Linked DNA regions of Homo sapiens: regions 2 and 3 are each linked to region 1. Evidence: chromatin loops called from intact Hi-C (ENCODE). Cell type or tissue: Calu3. All regions are shown on one strand. Links, peaks and the distances in the headings refer to the core of each region. The heading gives the core; the rest is flanking DNA.

Evidence for each region. Peaks named below come from ENCODE experiments on the same cell type or tissue, not always from the same donor. Only the 100,000 strongest peaks of a DNase experiment are listed, where the experiment ranks them.
Region 2: it touches region 1 in a loop (5-fold over the local background); 6 of 110 quality-filtered maps call a loop at or near these places.
Region 3: a loop joins it to region 1, with 7 times the contacts of the local background. A loop is called at or near these places in 4 of 110 quality-filtered maps.

What each region holds. Positions count from the first base shown.
Region 1 is chr13:73,322,006-73,330,156 of GRCh38, reverse strand. No RefSeq gene overlaps it. Among named protein-coding and RNA genes, the nearest start is that of LINC00392, 240 kb to the left of the region's middle. In Calu3, for the core only: no CTCF peak of the experiment used is centred there; a DNase peak (open chromatin) is centred at 4,116.
Region 2 is chr13:73,073,912-73,082,062 of GRCh38, reverse strand. KLF5 (KLF transcription factor 5) reads right to left here. Exons shown (of 4, transcript NM_001730.5): 4 at 4,525-6,355. The coding sequence ends at 6,177. Among named protein-coding and RNA genes, the nearest start is that of KLF5, 19 kb to the right of the region's middle. RefSeq lists enhancers at 5,723-6,528, 6,529-7,335. In Calu3, for the core only: no CTCF peak of the experiment used is centred there; no DNase peak of the experiment used is centred there.
Region 3 is chr13:73,212,420-73,220,570 of GRCh38, reverse strand. No RefSeq gene overlaps it. Among named protein-coding and RNA genes, the nearest start is that of KLF5, 160 kb to the right of the region's middle. In Calu3, for the core only: no CTCF peak of the experiment used is centred there; a DNase peak (open chromatin) is centred at 4,590.

The DNA.
Region 1 (8,151 bases), core at 2,047-7,046:
CATATATTTCATTGAATTCCATGATTACTTATAGTGGAAAGGCTAAGTCAGTACCAGACACTCCATCATGGCTAGAAATAGCATTGAATGTAACAGAATGGAAGGGGCTAGGATAAGATGGGATATACAGCAGCATGTCTCTAGTAAAGGTAAATACTCTTTTGTAAAACCTTTATTTCAGTTGAATATGCCTGCATGTGTACTGGATATCAAAGTAAAATATATGAATATATTTTCTGTGCTTCAGAGTCAAAAAAAGTTTAAAAGTCATTGAACCAGATCAAAACACATGCCTTGATTTTTTAAATATAGAGTTGAATTCACCTCAGATACTGTCAATTCAGAAGATGGTTTTTCAAGATTAATATCTTTTCAACCTAATATTTATCCATTCTTTCACTAAAAATATTATAAGCTACTTAGATAATTTGACTTATTCTAAGTGTAAAGAAAGAGTTTTCATATAGGAGACTAAACCCATCACTCTCCTGCTTGTAATGTCTTTCAATGATTCTCTATCATCTAGACTAGTGCCTCTTACATTTTAGTATGTGTACGAATCACCTGGGGGTCCCATTGAAATGCAGATTCTGATTCAGTAGGTCTAGGTTAGAGCTTGAGGTTCTGCATCTCCAGCAAGTTCCTAGGTGATGCCAATGCTGCTGTTCTGTGGACTGCAGTGAGAGTAGCGAGACCTTAGAGCAGAGGCCAGCAAACTTTCATTATAAAGAGCCAAACAGTAAGTAGTAAAGCACCATATGCAGTCTCCGATGCTGCTGCTGCTTCTCCTTCTCTTCCTTCTTCTTCAAGCATATGTGAAAAACCTTTCTTTGCCCATTGGCCTTAACAAAACAGAATACTGACCTGTAGATTGTGCTTTGCTGACACCTGATTCACAACAGCCCTGGCCAACAGAAATACCATGCAAGTCACATGTGTAACTTTAAATTTCAAAGTAGCTACATTTAAAAAAATGTTTAAGGAACAAATATAATTATTATTAATAATGTATTTTATTTAGTCTAACATAGTCAAAATATTATTTTTCAACACATAATCAATATAAAATTATTAATTAGATATTTTACTTTTTTACACGAGTCTTTGAAAAACAATGAGTATTTGCCCCTTCCAGCACATTTTAATTTGGACTAACCACATTTCCAGTGCTCAATAGCTACCAGTTGCTGGTGGCTACTGTAATGGACATCGCAGATCTAGAAGAAAAAGTCTTTGGCATACGTTGTCCTTAATGATCTGTCCGGGCTCATCTTTCCAGCTTCACATCCTACATCTCACCCAAACACACTTGACATTCTCGTCACACTGTACTAATTCCACTTCTTAGTATGTCGTTCCTTCTACTTGGAACGGCTCATCTCACCTGTTGCCTACCTGAAAACTTTACTCACCCTTTCCCTAAATAGATGCAATTACAATAGGATTAAATGCATTAAAATGACACTAGATACTTACCAAAAAAAATTGTATCATGTTACAAAAATGAAAGCTGGTGCTAATTTTAAAATAAAGTATAAATTTTAAAATAAAAGTATGAATTTTTAAATAAAGTACTGAGAAACTGGTAAGTTAATTATATATTTTAATATCATATTAAAGTATTTCTATAATATTAATGTGTTCTAAGTGAAAGGCCTTTTTTTCTTTTGTAAAGCAGAATTTTTTTCCAAAAGCATTTGAAATATGTTTATTTATCACCATGTCGTCCATAAATATGTTTGATATTATTGCTTCTGTTTAACAATCATGAAACTAAGACTTTCAGGAGGTTAAATGACTTTGCCATGGGCTCAAAAGGTATATTAAAGATTTCATTTTTTCAGAAGTTCTTTGAAACTAGATAGTCCTTTACTACCTGGGGTAATAAAAGCAGTGACTTAAACGTTAAGATCAGCTGAGATAACTTCTAAGGTAAGAATAGTGGTATCGTCCAAAGGGTTTGCTACCCTCCAAAGGCTCTGATATCCTGTGTTTAATTCCACCTTTTGTCCCTGAGAGTGTGAGAAAGATACAAACTCACGAGACCTCAATTTCCTCACTATAAGGGATCACAGACCTCTCAGATTATAGGAATGACCAAATAATATGTTATAGTATGCAAAATTTTCCTCTAAGATTTTATTTCTATGACCTGAGCACATTTTTAATAAAGTCAGATCTTCATAAAACGGGACAATCTCTCCTCAGAGGTTCGGCTAGACCATGAGTTTCTCCTAGAATAAGTCAAAAGATGTACGTTGTGATCTGGGAATCATTTTAATCCTGTGAGCTTTGGCTAATACCAGTGGCACTCACCCCTGGCTGCATATTAGCATTTCTGGGACACTTTTAAAGGTGCCGATGCCCAACCAGTAATATTGCAATATCTGGGGTCAGGGGCAGGCATAGATAACTTTTCAAAGTTCCACCAGCCTTTCCCAGGTGATTCTATTGTGCATTCAGGCTGAGAACTGCTGGGTCCACCAGGCTCAGGTTCTTTGTTTGCAAAATAAGACTAATTCTTTGTTCATGGATTGTTGTAAGGATTAAAGAAGACAATGTGTTATATAAGCACCTGACATATTTGAGAAATTAAATAAGAATTCCTTCCCATCCTGAGGCTCCTCCAATGAATTCTCCTACTTTCTAATTGGTTGGATACTAGAGCTGTTTTCCTCTCAAATAGTATTTTTTTTTCAATAGGTTGGTTTGTTTGGTGCTTTCAGTTTAAACTGACCAGTAGCATTTGGCAGTGAATCAACCACAACCCACATGAGGAATATTATATATTTCCCACCTGCACTGTCAGTTGGGGAGCCTCCCTAAGCAGGGATAGGCTATTAAAAGACTCCCCTCCCTCCCCACTAGCTGGATAACCCCCAGAAAGACTTCTCCTCCCTCTTAAGAATATTATAACTTTTTTTTTTTTTTTGAGACTGAGTCTGTCTCTGTCACCCAGGCTGGAGTGCAATGGCACAATCTTGGCTCACTGCAACCTCTGCCTCCTGGGTTCAACCGATTCTCCTGCCTCAGCCTCCTGAGTAGCTGGGATTACAGGCATGCACCACCATGCCCAGCTAATTTTTGTATTTTTAGTAGAGACAGGGTTTCACCATGTTGGTCAGGCTGGTCTCGAACTCCTGACCTCATGATACACCCACCTCGGCTTCCCAAAGTGCTGGGATTACAGGCATGAGCCACTGTGCCCGGCCTATAACTTTTATTGATTTACGATGCATCATTCCTTCATCAGAATCTCCTGGGATGTCTTTAAAAGGCAGATTCCTGGGCCCCATTCTCAAGCTACCTAATCAGACTCTAGAATTGTGACCCTTGCAATTACCTTTTTAACAAGCTTCTCAGGTGGTCCTTCTGCACGCTAATATTTGGGGAACATTGACATGGAGGAAAGGGATAACTATAGATCCAGCCATCAAATTACTCAGGTTAATTTCCTACCTACTGCGATTTACTCAGAGACCAGAGAGGAAGGTAAAAATGTTGAAGCTGGGGCGGGGTCAGGGGGTGGTTCTTTTCTTTTTTGTTTCTTTTAACATCTAAATAGCTCTCTGCTTTCTAAAATGTTCTCTTGACCTTGAAAACTTTTTGCTCTCACAATGTCTTAGGGCTGGAAGGGCTCTTAAATATCATCTAATTCAATCCTTTGTTTTATGAGAAAGAAAGGGTGCAACTTTCCCAAAGTTACCAACCTGGTGTCACCATATATCGCAGGGTTAATAGCTATCTACTCTTCTTTTAAAAGATAAAAATGTTTGCACTGGTGGCTCCGTGAAGATCATAGCCCTACACTGGCCAGCATTTGTGCATACACAGCTTTGCCTATTAAAAAAAATCCATTAAAAACAATTCATCTTCCTGTTCTCTGAAATTTAAAAACATATCCCACTTCACAAATTAGAGGAACGGTCTCTAGTCAATGAAAACTTCACACAAGAGGGCAGATTTTAAATTATAACTGAACACAAAAAGAGGGTTATATGCTGGCTGTAACAGATTTGGAAATGATTTACTTTGAGACACATGAGACTGTAGGGCAAAAGCGCCTTGCATAAAGGTAAATGATTGTCAGAGCCAGGGACCTGCTAAGTCACAGTCCTACACAGGTGATACATTGTCCCAGCTAACTGACTCCTCGATGGGTGCAGAAAGTCAGCATGGAACATTATCTGCAAATTCAGAAGAATCAATTCAATGAGCAATGGAAACTGAGAACACCGTATCATTAGAATAATCCCTTTTACAGTCATAGCTTTGGAATTCACAAATGTACATTTACAGATACATGAAGCATTCTACTTGTTTACTTAACCTGGCTTCCTGCTATTATTGCTCTCATTTTTATTATGAAGTGTTTTTACGTTTCTGAAGCTTGATTCATTAAATAATTGCCATCCTCCTATCTGGGTCATTGGTCATATTTATCGCAAAAGAAAACTACAAATCATTATTCAAGAGCAAATTCCACATATTTTCCACGTCCTAAACTTTTCAACCTCTCTTCTTTTGCACTGAGGGGGATTCGTTCCAAGGAACAGCACATTCCCCAGAGGTAATCTGACCGGAGCAGGAGGGGAACAGGGTTGGTCCTCTACAGAGAAGTTCACAGTGTTTTTGCCATTTGCTGTCCTTCGTGTTAGGCTTTGTTTTCTAAACATCATTAAGAGGTTTTAAAAATAAACCTGTGGTGGAACTGGTTAAAAATCACCTTAATTCCTAAAGCGTGGGGAAAATTTACACACACACACACACACACACACACACAGAAACACACCTCTTCCTTTTCCTCTTCTTCACAGAATAAGCAGGTCATTGTTTTTGACTATTCATTTCACTGTAGAAGAAAACATAAATAAAATATAACGGGGTGAATGGATCACATCATTAACTTAAACTCCCCCATACTTGGGAAGAATATACAGTTCACAAAGTAATGAGGTGCCTGGAGTTTGTGCGTCGGAAGTGTTCCTGTTTATAACTTATGTACACAGCATTCTCCTTGGCTCTTTCTGTTTTGTTTTTTCCTTCTATTCTTTTTTTCCACTGCAGTCATGGTAGAGCCTAGATTCACTTTTTGTAATTGTGTTTCCTGAATTGCTAAGTAAGCTATTTTTAAAAACTCATATAAAATAAACAATTTCAAGAGTCTTAAAAGTCAAGGGCTATTTGATGTCCCTAAACGAATGGGAAGAAAAGACTCTTTCACCTTCTAAAATAATATTTTCCTAGAAAAATCAATGGGCTCAACAAGAGAGGGAGGAAAGGAAGAACCACTATTACCAAGGGCTTACTGCCAGGTATCGTGTTAGCTGCTTGAAGGATAGATCTCATTTTTTCTCACAACAACCTTCTAAGGTCAAAATTATTATCCCACTTAACAGAGAACAAAGACTCAGAACTGTTAAACGATTCACTGATATTATAAAACAGCAAATGGAGAGGATGGATTCAAATATAGACTGGCTTGACTGACTCAAGAGGTCGTGGGTTCTTTCCATACTGTTTGAAGATGAATCCTTTTTTCTTTGCAAAGATATCATAAGTTGTTTCCATTGTCTATGGGAATTTTTGTTGTTGTTGTTGTTGTTGTTGTTTGTTTTGGTTTGTTTGATTAAATTATGTTATCTGATCTGCCATCAGGAGAGAGATAATTAGAACCTTGGAATTGTGGTGCCCGAAAGCCCCACTAACATCTCTTCCGTGTCCACCTAAAATGTGGGTTATGATGATTTAATATCAACTGAGCCCAATTACTCCCAACTGTGAGGGAGAAAACTAAGCCATCCCAACTAAGACACATGCAGGGCCACTGAGACAGTCGACAAAGAGGGTGTGGGCTGAGCTTATGAGAGAAGGTGCAGAGTGATGTGTTGCGTGGATTCCTCTGGAAAGGTACCATGGGCCCTTTGTATCCTTAGAAACCTGCTCACATGCAGACACTGGGTGATATGTTGGGTAATTCCTGACCCTTGTTGCAGCTCAAAAAGCTGATGATGCTAGAAACTAGGATATCTCCCATCCAACATACAGGAGCCTCATGGAATCAGAGGCTATGGGAAGACACAGGGGAGCAGGCTCTGCTCTGCTAAAGAGAGGAAATCTTTAGACGCAAGCCATTCTTGCTTTTTGCTTTAACCACATCATAAAAGAGCATAAAAAAAATGGAAAACTAAGTCCTTTCACACCATTGTCGTTTCTCAGAATCCTTCCAGCATCCAGTATAAGTGTAATGAAAACAGTATAACCCCTCCAATGAGACTGACCTAGTTTTTTATCATTGATAAACAATTCACCAGTTCAATGAACCTCTCTGAGTCTCTGTGACCTCATTTGCAGAACAGGGATACTAATACCAACCTTACCACACCATTTCAGGGATTAGAGATAATGGAAGTCAAAACACCCAGAAGATCCTCAGGCATGAACCCTGCCATCATTGGCTGGTTATTTTAGCCCTAAATAGTACTCAGGTCTTAAACATTGATTCTAACAGCTTTCCCAAGGTAGATAGATCTTCTCTTAATATCCTTGATGGAAACAGTTTCAATACTTCCTTCTTTGAAAGACAGTCTGGGCCCATTATTTGATCTTTAAAGAAAATGATGAATTAATTGGTTAATGTTCAGCTCTTTGGAGAATTAGAAAACTGTCCCATAAGGTTGTTCAAACAGACTCAGATGGCAAGAAGTACAGATGAGTTTTGAGTTTGAGCAAGGTAGAATAAATGAGTTAGTGAAATGTTAAGGAGCAAACACCTAGGGCATGAAGCACATTAAATCTCTTGGGAAAAAAAATGCTTTTACCTTCACAAAGTAGCATGTTAATGCCACAATTATATTCACATGTGTTTAACTGTCCTGGCAAAATTTTTTGTTCACAGTTTGAGGTAATAAAAGTATTCGTTTTATACTTACTGAATAAATGATGTCTAAAATGAAAAGATTTTATTAAATAGTCAAAGATTGTCTTTGTTATTTGATTTTTAAGAAATTATTTTGCACCATGCCTGTCCTCCTGCTTTCCCCAACATAGCCACTCAAAAATTAGAAAATTTCCTCTCAGCAGCATCAGGTCTGTGGTTAAAAAATGACCTCAACAGATACCCTGTGCTGGTGCACAACTCATTTGGGTCCTGTGTTCCAATGAAAACACCATATGAAAGGGCTAAGTCAAGGGCATAAACAGTTAAATTCATCCATAACTAAACACATTTGTCAATTTCCAAGACAAGATAAATGTATGATCTTTGAAACCCAACTTAACCATGGGAAAAATGCTTCTGAGATAACATTAATGCCACGAAATGATAATTGGACCTAAAATACTAGAAATGGGTGAAAAATCTGAGCTGTCTGCAAATAAACAGTGGCTCTGTTTTCATCTTTTTCAGAAAATGAATTTAAGTTGAGGTGTACAAACACTTGAGAGAGAGACTAAAGTAGCTATCTCCAAAGAAGAAAATTATCACCCTGTTCAAGTCATTGAACAGCCTTAATTGTGCTCTTTAGACCCTGCTCACAAATATGACCCAAGAATACAGCTGGTATTGTGGGAATTAAAGAAGTATAACTAAAATTAGAAATTTGATTAGATTAATTTTTAATCTTTTTTTCATCATATAGTTTGGTTCTTGTGCAGGGAATAATTTGAAAGTTGACAAAGTAAGTAAAGCTTTGAATATTTACCCTTCACTTTCTATCAAAATTGCCAGTGGTAACAATTATATACAATTTGGAAATAGACAACTATACTAAGAAATTTCACTGCAGGTACTATATTCTACACCCAAACTGAATCAAATTTAAATTGCTTTGCTTAATAGGAGAAAAGAAACAAAAAGCAAAAGTTGATCAAATATTCCAAAGAATAAGCTGCTTCTGGAACACTCAGCTTTTCTTGTGTGGTTTTGGTCTTGGTTTTTGATGTATAATTTACAACAGTAAAATGTACAAATTTTTAGTATGCAGCTAGAGTAATTTTTAGCTAGGAACATACCCAGTAACTAAGAAATAGACTATTTTCATTACCTCAGAAAGATCACTAGGGCCCCTTCCTCATCAAGGAAGTTCTGTAATGTAACTGGCTTTTCTCTATATTTTCATTGATTCCTTTGCTTGAGAAATAAGTAAACAC
Region 2 (8,151 bases), core at 1,749-6,748, 250 kb after region 1:
ACATTACTTATTTGAAATCAAGTCACATAATTGCACTTGGAACCTGGTATATTGCTCAATTTTTGTCTAATTGCTGTAGCTCGTTTACAGATAAACAGTCAGAATATGTTTGAACCCAGATAGTCATTAAATGAGCATAACAATGATAAGCAATTAAATTATTTGCAACTTTGAAAAGTTGGTTAGGCATAGTTGCCTTTTGAAAATCATTTTCCCTTGAAAACTCACTAATACTGTTTAAAAATACACAAGGTATTACATGTTTGCTTGCATTATAATCACAGTTTCATGTTCACATACCTTATCAAAAATCCAACACCAACACTGTATCAACAGTGCAACATGAAGAGGAAATTTGGCAAACATTAGATGTATTCAATTGCTGCAGTGGCTTAAGTCAATTCACACAGAAATAGGAGGTAATTTTTTGACATCTCCTTATCAATCAATTAGAGCTGAATCACAAAAAGAATCTAAGAAGTTTCAGGGCAGGGGTGGACACAGTAGCTCACGCCTGTAATCACAAGTTGGGAAGTCAAGGTGGAGGGATCCCTTGATCCCAGGAGTTCAAGACCAGCCTGGGCAACACAGGGAGGCTCCCGTCTTCAGACACACACAAAATTAGCCAGGCATGATGACTCACACCTGTAGTCCCAGGTACTTGGGAGACTTAGATGGCCGGATTGCTTGAACCTGGGAGGTCAAGGCTGGAGTGAGCCACGGTCATGCCATGCACTCCAGCCTGGGTGACAGAGCAAGACCCTGTCTCAAAAAGAAAAAGAAATAAAAGAGAAGAAAAGAAAGAAAAGACAAAGGGAGGAAAGAGGGAAGGAAGGAAGGAAGAAAGCGAGGAAGGGAGGGAGGGAGGGAGGGAAAAAGCTGTGGCAAAGGAATGAAGTGTGTAATATTCTTGAGCTAGATATTACTCCAATGATTAGGAAGAGTGAGGAGTCAAATAATGAGGCTAAATAAACATGTTGCCAAAATACATAACTGCAGTTTTTTACTTCAGATCTGAGAACATTGGGGATCCCTCCCCCATACCATTTATTGTGGGAATATGTAATAGTGATACTGATTTTTCTTCACTTTTTTGGAGTGCAGTGGTGCGATCTCGGCTCACTGCAACCTCCACCTCCCAGGTTCAAGTGATTCTCCTGCCTCAGCCTCCCAAGTAGCTGGGATTACAGGTGCATGCCACCATGCCCAGCTAATTTTTGTATTTTTAGTAGAGATAGGGTTTTGTCATGTTGGCCAGGCTGGTCTCGAACTCCGACCTCAGGTAATCCACTTGCCTCAGCCTCCCAAAGTGCTGGGAATACAGGCATGAGCCACCATGCCTGGCTTTTCTTCACTTTTTTTAAACTAACGCTTTTCTTTTAGTAGTTGTAGATTTACTGAAGTATTGCAGATAATAGAATTCCTCTAACCCCATTCCCAGTTTCCCAGGGGGAAACAGCTTACATTAGTATGATATTAACAGCTTACATTAGTATGATACATTTGTCACAATCAATGAATTAATATGGACACATTACAGCCGAAAAGGGCATGGTGGCTCACACCTATAATCCCAGGATTTTAGGAGGGGAAGGTGGGTAGATCACTTGAGGTCAGGAGTTTGAGACCAGCCTGGCCAACATGGTATAAAACCCTGTCTCTACAAAAAATACAAAACTTGCCGGGCGCAGTAGCTCACTCCTGTAATCCCAGTACTTTGGGAGGCTGAGGCGGGCAGATCATGAGGTCATGAGATCGAGACCATCCTGGCTAACACGGTGAAACCCCGTCTCTACTAAAAATACAAAAATTAGCTAGCTGTGGTGGCGGGCACCTGTAGTTCCAGCTACTCGGGAGGCTGAGGCAGGAGAATGGCGTGAACCCAGGAGGCGGAGCTTGCAGTGAGCCAAGATCGCGCCACTGCACTCCAGCCTGGGCGACAGAGCGAGACTCCATCTCAAAAAAAAAATAAATAAATACAAAAATTAGCCGGGTGGCACACACTTGTAATCCCAGCTACTTCGACGGGCAGGCAGGGAGGTGCTGAGGTGAAAGTATCACTTGAACCCAGGAGGCAGAGGTTGCAGTGAGCCAAGATCACGCCACTGCATTCCAGCCTGGGCTACAGAGCGAGACTCCATCTCAAAAAAAAAAAAAAAAAAGATACATTAGTGAAATTCTATACTTTATTCAAATTTCCTCCATTCTCCCCCAGTGCCCTCCTTCTGTGCTAGAATCCCATCCACATGCCACATGACATTGTATCGTCATGTCTCTTGACTTTGACAATCTGTCAGACTTTGTGTTTGATGGCCTGATAGTTTGAGGAATACTTATCAGGTATTTTGTAGAATATCCCTCAATTGCAGTTTGTCTGATGTGTTTCTCATGATCACGCTGGGGTACATGTTTTCAGAAGGAGAAGCAAAGTTCCATTTTCATCACATCATATCAAGGGTACACACTATCAGCGTGACTTATCACTGCTGAGGTGGACCTTGATCAACTGGTTGAGGTGGTGAGGGCAGACTTACCCACTGTAAAGCTACTCTTCCTCCTCTCCTCCTTTCCACAAGGTAATCTTTGGAAGGAAGTCACTATATGTAGCCCACACTGAAGAGTAGACAGTTTTCTTCCACTCTTTGAGGGTGAGGTATCTAAAAAACTTACTTGGAGTCATTCGGCACAGATCTCTCTCTTCTGTTTATGCAACCATTTATATCAGTACAGACAAAGGGATAGTTTATACTGTATTATAATGCAATCCTGCTTTACTTTGTTGCTGACATACCCCGATTATTGTAGGGTTCTTTTTTTTTTTTTGACAGGAAGTCTCACTCTTGTCCCCCAGGCTGGAGTGCAATGGCACAATCTTGGCTCACTGCAACCTCTGCCTCCTGGGTTCAAGCGATTCTCCTGCCTCAGCCTCCCGAGTAGCTGGGATTACAGACACCTGCCACCACGCCCGGCTACTTTTTGTATTTTTAGTAGAGACGGGGTTTCACCATGTTGGCCAGGCTAGTCTTGAACTCCTGACCTCAGGTGATCTGCCCGCCTCAGCCTCCCAAAGTGCTGGGATTACAGGCATGAGCCACCGCGCCCGGCCGGGTTTTTTCATCGCTTCCTATATTCCTTCTGATATACCACTTTCTCACACTACAGGATGCTCCGGACTTGCATGTTTCCCACTCCAATCTTAGAATCAGCTGTTTCTCTAAGGAGCTCATTTTTTAAAAATTGGACAATGGTATTAGAAACCAAGATCTAGGAAACCGTCATTCTCAGCAAACTAACACAAGAACAGAAAACCAAACACCGCATGTTCTCACTCGTAAGTGGGAATTGAACAATGAGAACACATGGAGATAGGGAGGGGAACATCACACACTGGGGCCTGTCATGGGGTTGGGGGCTAGAGGACGGGTAGCATTAGAAGAAATACCTAATGTAGATGACGGGTTGATGGGTGCAGCAAACCACCACAGCACGTGTATACCTATGTAACAAACCTGCACATTCTGCACATGTACCCCAGAACTTAAAGCATAATTAAAAATAATAATAATAAACAAATAAAAACAAAACCTAGGCCTGGCGCAGTGGCTCACGCCTGTAATCCCAGTGCTTTGGGAGACCAAGGCTGGTGGATCACTTGAAGCCAGGAGTTTGAGACCAGCCTGGCCAACATGGTGAAATCCCATCACTACAAAAAACACAAAAATTAGCCGGGCATGGTGGCACGTGCCTGTAATCCCAGCTACTCAGAAGGCTGAAGCAGGACAATCCCTTGAACCCAAGGCAGAGGTTGCTGTGAGCCACGATTACGCCACTGCACTCCAGCCTGTGTGATAGTGTCAAAAAAAAAAAAAACACAAGATGTAGGTTCTAGGTGTACTTGTTGCTGCGGAATAAAACCAAATCCTAATGATTTTTTTAAGTGTTACACCAATTCTTCTTGTTTGCCTCTGATGACACAGCCTCCAGACTAGCACATGCAAGTTAACTCTCTATGGTGTTTTCAACTAAGGATGCTTAAGGTCTCGTGCATTACGTGGCCAGATAAGTATTCGTGAATTATGACTCCCTTTATGCTAATTTAAAAAATAAATCCCCCAGCTGGGCGCAGTGGCTCACGCCTGTAATCCTAGCACTTTGGGAGGCTGAGGTGGGTGGATCACGAGGTCAGTTCACAAGACCAGCCTGGCCAATATGGTGAAAGCCCACCTCTACTAAAAATACAAAAATTAGCCAGGCGTGGTGACGTGCGCCCGTAATCTCAACCACTCGGGATGCTGAGACAGGATAATCACTTGAACCTGGGAGGCAGAGGTTGCAGTGAGCCGATATTGCGCCACTGCACTCCAGCCTGGGTGACAGAGCGAGACTCCGTCTCAAAAAATAAATCCCCGTCTTATGTAGGTACGGGTTCAATGTGGCTCCTCTACAAATGTGTGGAATTGATTTCTCACTAACCGCCCTGATCAGACTCTTTATTGCAGGTAAAGAAGAAAAGCACCACATACATCTTTTAGGCACTTTTTATTTTCCAAAAAAAAAATTGTCGTTAATATATAAACATCTCATTCTCTCAAAAAATTCTACAACTATACAGCTGTTTGCTCCATTATTTGCATAGGAAATGACCACAATACAAAAATAAGAGGGAAAAAGAAGCAAAACAGCAACCGATTTCTGCTTTTCATGTAGGTGTGTTTCCACGTATAAACATTTTGAAGCCTCTTACAAAATTATTTACATCGTTTGTCATCTATTTACATCTTTTAAGAGCAACTTTTCTAACAAACAAAACTATAATTTATCAAGTTATGAAAATTGTCTTCTAAAAAAACTTACTATATTACCACAAAATAAATAAAGATAAACAATATTTTAAAAACAAAATTAAATTTTCATTTCAATTAAGACCCCTTTTGGCATTTTGCTTATTTATTCTGCCCTTTGGTTAACAGCATCAGCATCACATTACTATTTTATATTGCATATATGTAGCATTTGCTTCCTTAAGTTTTCAACATATCATTTATATTTAAAGGCAGACACTGAGTCAGTATTAATAGATTAACTAAACTGCACTGTAATTTAGATAAAATTACTGTGTCTCACTGTGTATTACATGCAAAATCCACATAAATTGTCATTTAACCAACAGTACTGCACGAGCGAACATCTCGATATATGAAAACTGCATCATCAATTCAACGTTTTGGTACTTGAAACTGCATCATAAATGCAACATTGTCATATGTGAAAACGACACCCTAAGTCCTTCTTTTTAAAAATGACATTGCGTTTAGCTTATTGTAAGAGGTTGAACTTTTGTATTTTGTAACTATCTTTAAGCTCTTCAGTTTATAATTCATATAAAATGCCTTTTGTATTTAAAATAATCCTATTTTAATCAGTGCATGAAATTTGCTTTTTTAAAGTTCATTTGAATGATTATTCCTTCCCTCTAAAGAAATGATTTTGGTAATGTTGAGAGGTACCTTACCACAAATCCTAACTGTAAGTGTATTCATGGTTATTTTCAAAAGAATTATGACTCTTCCCCAAAAGAATCCTAAAAAACTTGTAATAAACCTATAAAGCTGATTTGCATATTTACAAAATTTTGAATAGCAAATATAGGCAACTCATATATGTATATAATTTTTAAAAACCCACACATTTGTTCAATGGCTATTTGTGAATTGCCAGGTATACTGTATCTCTAAGGAATTACCTACTATTGAAAAAAACTACTCAATGCCAAGTAAAATCTTGACATACAATCCATTCTTCTTCTGGTGCCTGCCAACTGATTTGTTTACTGAACACTGTCACATTAAATGATGGTGCCTAGGTAAAAACGCTGCACACACTCCCCTCCACCCCCACCCCTTACCCATGTTGAGACGTGGCTGCCTGTCATGAGATGAGATCTGCTTGAGTAAAGCCATATACATTACAGCAAGCATTCCAGATTCTTAAAATGACCAAACACTTTGGTATTAATACAATGTATTCCCTGTTTTCTCAAATATACAAAATATACATTTCCAGTTTTAGTTGTGGTTTTCTTGCTTTTGTTTGTTTTTGTTGTTTTTACACAGGAATAGTTAGGTCTGTCATTTGAGGGAGCCCAGGGGACCTGGAACGGGTCACACGGGCAGTGCTCAGTTCTGGTGCCTCTTCATATGCAGGGCCAGGTGGTCAGAGCGCGAGAAGCTGCGGTTGCACACCCCGCACTGGAAGGGCTTGGCGCCTGTGTGCTTCCGGTAGTGGCGGGTCAGCTCATCCGATCGCGCGAACCTCCAGTCGCAGCCTTCCCAGGTACACTTGTATGGCTTTTCACCTGTGACAACGAACAAAGGAGGTAAAGCGGCCTGCTTGTAATGCAAACATCCTAGATAACACCGGAGAAGGAATTTCAAAGAAAAAAAAAATCTTGGCCAAGCGAAAGAAGGAAAGCTCATGAATTCCATTATGAGTAAATACATATCAAAGCCACTCAAAGTAAGCTAGTTAAGAGTTATTTCTTATAACCTCCAAGTATTTTTTACCTCATAAAGAAAAAAGCATTTTGTGTACCTTTGAACAACTGAAGAATAACAATTTTAGACAAGTACAAAACGAATCAGTGCCCTTATTTTTATGTACTCCTACACACATAAATCCAGGAAATGACTAGATGAGCCTGAGTGGCTTTATCATTATTGTGCAAATACAGTTTCTATACCAACAAACCCAAATTAAATTATTATAGGACTAATGGCTGTAAGGTGGGTGAGGGAGGAAAAAATTCAGAAGCTGTTGCACGAATCACCTATACATTGAATTTCATGTACCACAACTGCTTAACCAGAAACTGGTCCTAGATGTTTCTAAATTAGCCAGACAGAAGCTTGCAGCTCATCAATCAGTTCACTTGAAAACATGGCCTCCAAAATGGACTATTAGGGCATTCACTCTTTGAGAGTCACACACACCTTCACACACCTTCCTTTTGCAGATTGAAGCAAAATAGTCTGGTACTGATAACTTCACATTGGTAAAAAAAAAAGACCATGAAACAACTGTAAAAACTGACATTTGTTGACTTGTATTTAGTTTTTCTTTGTCATGTGTTACACCCAAAATTCATTCCATAAACAATTCGCCAAGCATCTATTATAGGCCAGGAACTGTCCCAAATACTTGTGATACAATGGCTAACAAAATAAAAACAGTTGGCCTCATGGAGCTTACATGTGTAATATACATCTAAAAGTCTGAAATTGTTCAACCTACCCATTCCATTCTTTCACAGTTCTCTTCCCTTGAGTATTGAGTTGGTATGTTCCTCCCTCCCATCCTGTAATGTATATTATTCCTAATGCTCCCCAAAGCTTGCCAGCTGTTTAACTTTCAAAACCACTAAATATTCATAATGTAGTCTTAATTCTCTGTTTGTGAAGAATCCTACTGGAGATCATATATTCCAGTAGGAATAAATGCCAAAACGTTCTTTCAGTGAGCATTAACTAGCAGTTCCTACATTTATGATTTTATAATTTTCTATGAATTTTTTATAAGAATTCGTGAGATAAATTTGTATATTAAAGTATTACTGGCTTACTGCTGAGTTTTATATAGATACTTTTTCACCTCTTAAATTCCCTTAAAAAAATGTTTCCTTCTGAAAGGGAGGAACCTCAGAGTTGCTTTGAACACTTGTTTAGTTCTGACGAAACAGAAACTGCACAACCTTTCTGCCTAATTTAGCAGTATCATGTTCAGGAAGTTGTAGGATTAACCAAGTCAGTCTAAACTTTAAAAGACCCTGTCCTCATCAACTGAGATTTCTACAATTTGTGGTTAATATATTTTTGTTGTCATGATAACCACTCTGACTCTCAGACAAAGAAGAAAGTGCCAAAACAGACGACATGAAAGTGGTCCCAATTTTTTTTCCCTTGAGAGTTCACCTACATTTCCCATGGTATGGATTGCTGTGCCATACTTCCTCTCTTCTCTCCTCTGCCTCTGACCCAGACAGTTTTTGTTTTAATTCCCTTTCTGGTTCCTATCAATCCACTTTAAAAATGAACATCTCAATTCTAGAAGTTTTTTCTCCCCTCATAGTAGATTCTAACCAGAAATTTAACCTAA
Region 3 (8,151 bases), core at 1,749-6,748, 110 kb after region 1:
CATGCATTTGTCTTCCACGTTTTCTCAAGGATGCATCCTCACTATTGATGTCCCACAATCTCATGTCCTCAAGGAGGTCACCTCTGTCCTCCATGTCCAAAGTACCCCCTTATCCCCTCTGTTCTCTGTTTCATTTATTCATTCATTCTATACCTATTTATTAAGCACCTACTATGTATGAAGCACTGGAAGATACATAGGTGAAAATAACAGTCTCTATTCTGGGAATCCTTCCTTGCCTGTACCAGGTGAAAAAAATTTCTGCCCTTAACAGGGTTTACATTCTAATAGAGGGGATGGCAGAGGGAGTGCACTTTAAAAACTGCAAACTTAAGGCCAGGTGAAGTAGTTCACACCTATAATCCAAGCACTTTGAGAGACTGAGATGGGAGGATTGCTTGAGTCCAGGAGTTCAAGACCAGCCTGGGCAACATAGCAAGACCCGCCCCCCGCCATCTCTACCAAAAAAAAAATTAATTAGCAGGCGTGGTTGTGCATACCTGCAGTCCCAGCTATTCAGGATGCTGAGGCAGGAGGATCGCTTGACCCCAGGAGTTTAAGGTTGCAGTGAGCTGTGATAGCACCACGGCACTCCAGCCTGGGTGACAGAGCAAGAGCCTGTCTCAAAACAAAACAAAACAAAAAAATGCAAACTTAATGTGTAAATTATAAATAGACTATGGGTACGTTAGAAGGTCAAAGGAGCTATGAACATAAGGGAGAAGGGGAAATGGGAGAGGCAGAATGGAGTGAGCTGTAATTTGAAACAGGAAAAATAGGGTAAGCTTCCTTAAAAAGAGGACACTGAGCAAAGACTTGATAGAAATGATAGTTACCCCCAAGTTGGCTTCCCTCACAGCATTTATTACAATTTCTAATGATCTATTGGTTTCTTTGTTTGGGTTTTGTCTACCTCCCTCACCCCACCTCACACACAATGGAATGTAAGTTCCATCAGGGCAGGGGCTATTGTGTGTCCTGTTCATTCTTGTATTCTTAGACCTTGGTGCAAACATTCTGTGTTAGAATGAGTCAATACATGAAAGAAGCAATGGTTAAAGTGTTCTCTCACTAGCTTCCATGCATTACTAAAAATACCGAGCAAGTGAAATCAAGGTGCTTGGTCAGAACCAACGCTGATGATTGATTGTCCCGGGTGCCCAGTATTTCTTTGGCACAGAATCATGGTAGCAAAGGCTTTTGTCTGCCTGCACATATTCTCCTTCTTCATCTTTCTGCTAACAAATTCTTCTTTGTTGTGGGAATCCTTCCTTACCTCCACCAGGTGAACATACTCCTTAGATTGGCCAAAGTTTTTCACTACTATGGCTACAAGAATGGACCCTAGCATGGGTATGTGGCCCAAACAGGGCTGGTGAGGAACTCCAGAAGCTGCACGGGATTCATAGGGGAAAGGCTCTCTTTTTTTTCCCTGGGAGTCCTCTTTACAAACAATGCAACCCGCCTGCTCTTCATTCTCTGCCTGAGAATGAACTCAATGCAGAAGATAACAGTGGCAAAAGAAGAACAAGAGAGATGGATTTATAATTGTCTGATATGAACTCCTGAATCCATTCTTTCCCAAAGCCAAGTTCACGCTTTTTTTTTTTTTTTTTTTTTGAGACAGAGTCTTGCTCTGTTGCCCAGGCTGGAGTGCAGTGATGCAATCTCGGCTCACTGAAACCTCTGCCTTCCGGGTTCAAGTGATTCTCCTGCCTCAGCGTCCCGAGTAGCCAGGACTATAGGCATGCGCCACGATGCCCGGCCTCTATTTTTAGTAGAGATGGGGTTTCACCATGTTGGCCAGGCTGGTCTCAAACTCCTGACCTCAAGTGATCTGCCTGCCTCGGCTTCCCAAAGTGCTGGGATTACAGGCCACTGCACCTGGCCCAAGTTCACACTTTGAACTTCTCAGCTAGGTGGGAACTTAGAGTCTTTATCAAATAAATAAAGTTGCCACTTACAACTAGAATCTTTATTAAATATATCTATCAACCAAAAGTTTAAGAAGATATAATCAGGAAACTAAGAGGGTATTTTTTTTTCTTCTTTAAACTATTCATCTTCTAATGAAACAAGTAAGTGCTGAGTTAACATCTGATGGCCTGGTTATAATGTGATCATGATGAATTCTGTACAAAATAAAGATCTGTGCATTCAATGCATTCTATTGTCTACTGTTCCCCAGTTCTGTGTTAGGAGCTGGGTATAGAATGTGGTGTGACAGACAAATCTTTGTCCTTGTTTGGCGAATATAAACAGTAATAAATTTCATGTGAGATGGTAGAAATGAAGCAGCTCCAGATGTACTGGCAGCTGAAGTAGGGAGCCCAGCCTAGCCAGCAGGGATCAGAGGGGGTGCTCAGGGGACCCCTCAAGGGGAAGGGATGGCCTAATGCAAGATCTGACTGAACTATTACTAGGATTTTCTCAGAGGAAGGCAGAGGAAAGTGGGTGGGGGAAGGGTTTTAGTCGGAGAGAAGGGCATCTCAAAGACATAGAGCCAGGAGGATCTTAGGTCAGTGGTGTTCATGTGTGATGATAACTGCAGAGTCTTGGGGAACATCACAGAACCACACAGACCTTGTAAAGGTCACATATTCAAGCTGCAGCATCTACACCTGGTTACACTTCACCTTGTCAAATCACACACTCACAATTTTATCCCACATTCTATCTTTTCCCATTTTTTTATTAAACATATATAATTAGGATGGGTCACTTATGAAGAATAGTATTTAGTAGTCTCATCACAGAATAATACAAATGAACACATTTCTATCAAAAGCTGTAAATGGCCAGGCACAGTGACTCACAGCTGTAATCCCAGCACTTTGGGAGGCCGAGGTGGGCAGGTCACTTGAGGTCAGGAGTTCAAGACCAGCCTGGCCAACATGGCGAAACCCCTTCTCTACTAAAAATACAAAAACTAGCCAGGCATGGTGGTGCGTGTCTGTAGTCCCAGCTACTCAGGAGGCTGAGGCAGGACAATCTCTTGAACCTGGAAAGCGGAGGTTGCAGTGAACCGAGATCATGTCACTGCACTCCAGCCAGGGTGACAGAGTGAGACCCTTTCTCAAAAGAAAAAAACAAAAATACAGATTCCTTGGTCCCATTCCTGACTTACTTAAAATCAGAATTTCTAGGGATGGGACTTTGGAATTTGTATTTTAAAAAAATAAATAAATAAAGCTGTAATGTCCTAACATACAAGCTGTGTTTATAACTTTATTGAAGTAATTCCTATATAATCTTTCTGAAGACAAGGCTTCAGCTGCATGGCATGTAATCTAAACTAGACAAAGGTTATACTTCCCACCCTCTATAGAAACTTACAATCATATATTCCAATAATAAGATTCTGTAGAGATGAAGTGGTTGTTTTGTATAACAAGATCGTATATCTTCCAGCTAGAATAAAATGAGGTTTTGAAAACAAAGTAATTACATTGTTAAATGGGACATAGAAAAGACATTTCGCCTCCTAAGAATGTTTGTTATGAATTTAAACAGAAAATATTTTTATGGGAACAGCAATAATAAGTTATGAACAATTCTATTTTGAAAAGTTTTTTTAATGAATCAATGTTTTTGCTTGCAAAGAACATTCTTCTAACTTGATATGTTAATGTTCTATAATATATCTTTTAGTTGAAATATTGCATCACTCACTACTTCTATTTTGCCTAGCAAAGGACAAATCATTTTAATTTTGTGCAAACCACACATCTGTTTTATATGAGAGATCACTATTTCTCACTTGCTAAAAATATATACAAGACAAAAACAGCCTCCCAAAAACTACCCGGCTACACATTTAGCCCTACTACAAACATTCTGTGGTCCTTGAATTGAGCAAATCACCAACTAAATTGGCAAATGTTAATATTGCTGTCTGCTTTTCATAGAAAGAAGTGCTCTGTTTCTGTTGGACACGTTTTCAGGAAAGTGAGGTAATCCTCAATTTTTCCCTAGGAAAGTAAGCCTGGGGCATGCTCAGAAGTGGCTTGGTGAGGCCATTGTTTGAAGGTAAAAGGAGGTGGTTAGTGGTATGATGAAACTGAGATAAGACTGAACGCAAAGGCAATCAGTAAGAATGTTCAAAGTCATTGACGTCAATTAGACTTTTACCGAAGAAATGACTATAGTATGTGGCCTCTGGATTAATAAATCATTATTGATCAAACAGCTCTTCCTTCCCCTTCTCACCACCTGGCCGTTCAAATAAAAAGTACCTTCTTCCTTATGCCCCAAGTCCAAAAAAAAAAAAAAAAAAAAAAAGGAAAGGGGAGTGTTTTAAAATACTTCCAATCTTTTCCTATACTGGTTGTAAAACATGATCTGAATGTCCTTCAATATCTACTTCTTGAAGGCAATCAAAAAATAAATTAAGTGAATTGACGGGATGTCTTTGCCAATGCTCACATTTCATGTCATATGTTTGTGATCACAATTATGCCGAAGACCAGTGCTCTCATTCCTTCCCTGAAGCTGTGGTTCCTCAAGTATGAAGGGAATGAGTTACATTCCTTGTAGGTTCTAGCCATTTCCCGTTTCTCAATTAAGAAACTTGCAGGTTACTGGGCCGGGCGCAGTGGCTCATGTCTGTAATCCCAGCACTGTAGGACGCCAAGGGAGGAGGACTGCTTGAGTCAATACTAGCCTGGGCAGCATAGTAAGACCTCATCTCTACAAAAGATAAAAAATTAACCAGGCATAGTGGCATACACCTGTGGTCCTAGCTACTCAGGAGGCTGAAGCAGGAGAACTGCTTGAGCCCAGGAGTTCGAGGCTGCAGTGAGCTGTGATTGTGCCACTGCAGTCCAGCCTACGCAACAGAGCAAGACCCTATCTCAAAAAAAGAAAAAAAAGAAAAGAAAAAGGAAAGAAAGAAACAGCGATTACTAACAACCTGGGCTTCTGGAACTTCCTGATCTTTCCCCTAGTACCTGACAGAGAAAGTAGCCCCCAAAGACATTAAATGAAAAGCGGGAAGAGCTGAGATCTTAGGAAAATCTTGGCTTAATGAAATCACTCTAGTATGCCAGAGATACATTGGAAAATATTTTGTTCTCTTTATCACTTATTCAGCAGCTTATTTGTTAATTATTTTGTAATTACTAATTAGTTCGTCCTCTCCCAATTTCACTTCACTGTTTTGCATTGACTAAGACGAGAAGATGCATTTTGTCTACTTTACATTAGTGAAACTGAGAGCCAAGAGATTTCACTGAAGTAGTCAATGCTATGACACTGGGGATGGAAGTAGCCCTAACCCCAATTCTGGTCATGCTTTCTATGTGGAATCTCTGAATTCATAATGGTAATACCTCATATTTACATAGCATTTTCATAGTTTCCAAATGCCTTCAGTGGGTTTGTCTTATTTAATCTGAACAATAGCCCCCTGAAAAATACAGCAGACACTATTCATTCCCATATTCGGAGGAGAAAAATGAGACTTCAGAGAGTCTATGTAAGAACCCAGATCTGGTTCCAAATCAAAAGATTTGAAGCTTTAGGTCTAAATAATGTCATGCCCTGAAAGAAAATTCAAATGAATCCACTTTTTGCCATCACCACAGCCCAAATTATGGCCCATATCATCATCATTTTGATTCTCACAGTTCTGACTTGTAATTACATCATCTCTTACATCGACTCTTTTTTTTTTTTTTTTTTTGAGACAGAGTCTCGCCCTGTCACCTAGGCTGAAATGCAGTGGTATGATCTTGGCTCACTGCAACGTCCGCCTCCCAGGTTCAAGTGATTCTCCTTCCCCAGCCTCCCGAGTAGCTGGGATTACAGGCGTGTGCCACTACACCCAGCTAATTTTTGTATTTTTAGTAGAGACGGGATTTCACTATGTTGGTCAGGCTGGTCTCGAACTCTTGATCTCGTAATCTGCCCTCCTCAGCCTCCCAAAGTGCTGGGATTACAGGCGTGAACCACCGCGCCCAGCCACATCGACTCTTACATAGTCATCTTTGACTCTTACAGTTCTGACATGATGCCCCTCCCTGTCTCCATTCTTCCCCTTAAGGCATGCACTGCCAGCTGATCTTTTGATGCTATTTGTCAGATCATATTACTGCCTTGCTTGGAACCCTCCAACAACTTCTTTCTTATTGCAGGTAGAATTAATCTAAGCTCCTCACCATGGCCTAAATGTCTTCCATGATCTACCTCCGGAGCACCTCTCCAATTTCAGGTGGTGCCTGCCGCATGGGTCCTCTCTGCTCTTGAGCACAGTAAACTAACTCATTCCACTTGAGAGCCAGTGCACGTGTTCTTCTGTTTGCCTAGAACATGAGTTCCTGGGTCCCAGGGCTCCTCATCATTCAGGCCAGTTCACATGTCATGTCCAGGCCTTCCTTGACTAAATCACTCTCCTTTACCCTATTACCTGGTAGGATTTCTTGATAGCATGGCTATCTGGAATTATCTTACTTGTTTATTTTCTCTTTCCCCTCTCCACACACATGTCCTATTTCCTAGTATCTTTTATTCCTAGCATCTTGACCTAGTATGTAATTGACATCCAATATAATCTTTTGAATGAATTTGTGAAAAACATATGGTATGCATTTTTATATCTATGCTATAGATGTACCTAACTATTTAATTGTATGGACACAAATCATGTATTTTATTAATTCCCAGCTTATGGACAATTGGGGTGTTTGTAATTTTTGCTACTATAAGCCACATAGAAACAGACAGCTTTGTTCTTACAACTTTGTGCATTTGTTCCATTCTGTAGGGTCAATAGGGACACAGGTTTTGAATCTTTTTTTTTTTTTTTTTTTTTTTTGAGATGGAGTCTCGCTCTGTCGCCCCAGGCTGGAATGCAGTGGTGCGATCTCAACTAACTGCAACTTCTGCCTCCCCCGTTCAAGCAATTCTCTTGCCTCACCCTCCCAAGTAGCTGGGAATACAGACACCCGCCACCACACCCAGCTAATCTTTTGTATTTTTAGTAGAGACAGGTTTTCACCATGTTAGCTAGGATGGTCTCGATCTCTTGACCTCATGATCCACCCGCCTCGGCCTCCCAAAGTGCTGGGATTACAGGTGTGAGCCACTGTGCTGGGCCAAGGTTTTGAGTTTTGACAGCTACTACCAAATAAGTAATATAGTTTTTCTTTTCAAATTGAATTCTTTCCTTCCTCTTCTAATATCGCCTATTAATACATACAAATAAGGCTTTCTTTATCAACAAAAATGATATATCAGCTTTCCATTTTATCATGTGGACAAAATTCCACAGTGTCAATTGATTTGTCACACGATTCCATGTCATGATCAGGAGTAATACATACATACTAAAAACTTTGTAAAACTTAACTTGTGAACTTTTTTATGAGAAATCGCTAAGCAAATTTACACATTTTCAATCGCCTATTGAGGCTCTAATTCTTCCTGGTTTTATTTTGCTGTGCCCAGTCATCTCTTAATAGTATTTAAATCACTTAGAAAGACTCTAGTCTGTAAATCTGATTTTTATTGCTTTTATAATTACCCCCCAAAATGACAGAAAAAGAAAAGAAACTGTAATACTTGAAGAATTAACAAAATTGACTGCATTATCTTGCCCAATTAACTCTTGTTTCTGAAGCCTGCGAGAACTCCTCAAGAGCTTTGTCAATCAGGTTTAAATCTCAGGTAAATCCAAATTCTCATTTAAAGTATTCAAAAGAAAATTAAGCATCAATATGGCCTCACACTTGCCCTGCTGGGAGAGCTGGCACTCTCCAATTTCAATTACTCAGTTTCTTTTCATGAAATGTGTTTTTAAATCTCAGGGGAATATAATCTTTTGTGGTTAGATTGATCTCACTTGTGAAGAAAGTTCTCTACAACTTTGCCGAGGTTGCTTGCTAGTGCCAAAACGACATTGCAACACCTTAACTCTCCTTCCCCTTAATGCAAGCCACCATTTGTTTTTTTGTTTTGTTTTGTTTTGAGACAGGGTATTGCTCTGTTGCCCAGGCTGGAGTGCAGTGGTCCCATCACAGCTCACTGCAGCCTCAACTTCCTGAGTTCAAACAATCCTCCCACCTCAGCCGCTCAAGTAGCTGGGACTACAGACATGTATACCAGGTCTGGCTAATTTTTTATTTTTTATAGAGATGAGATCTCACTATGTTA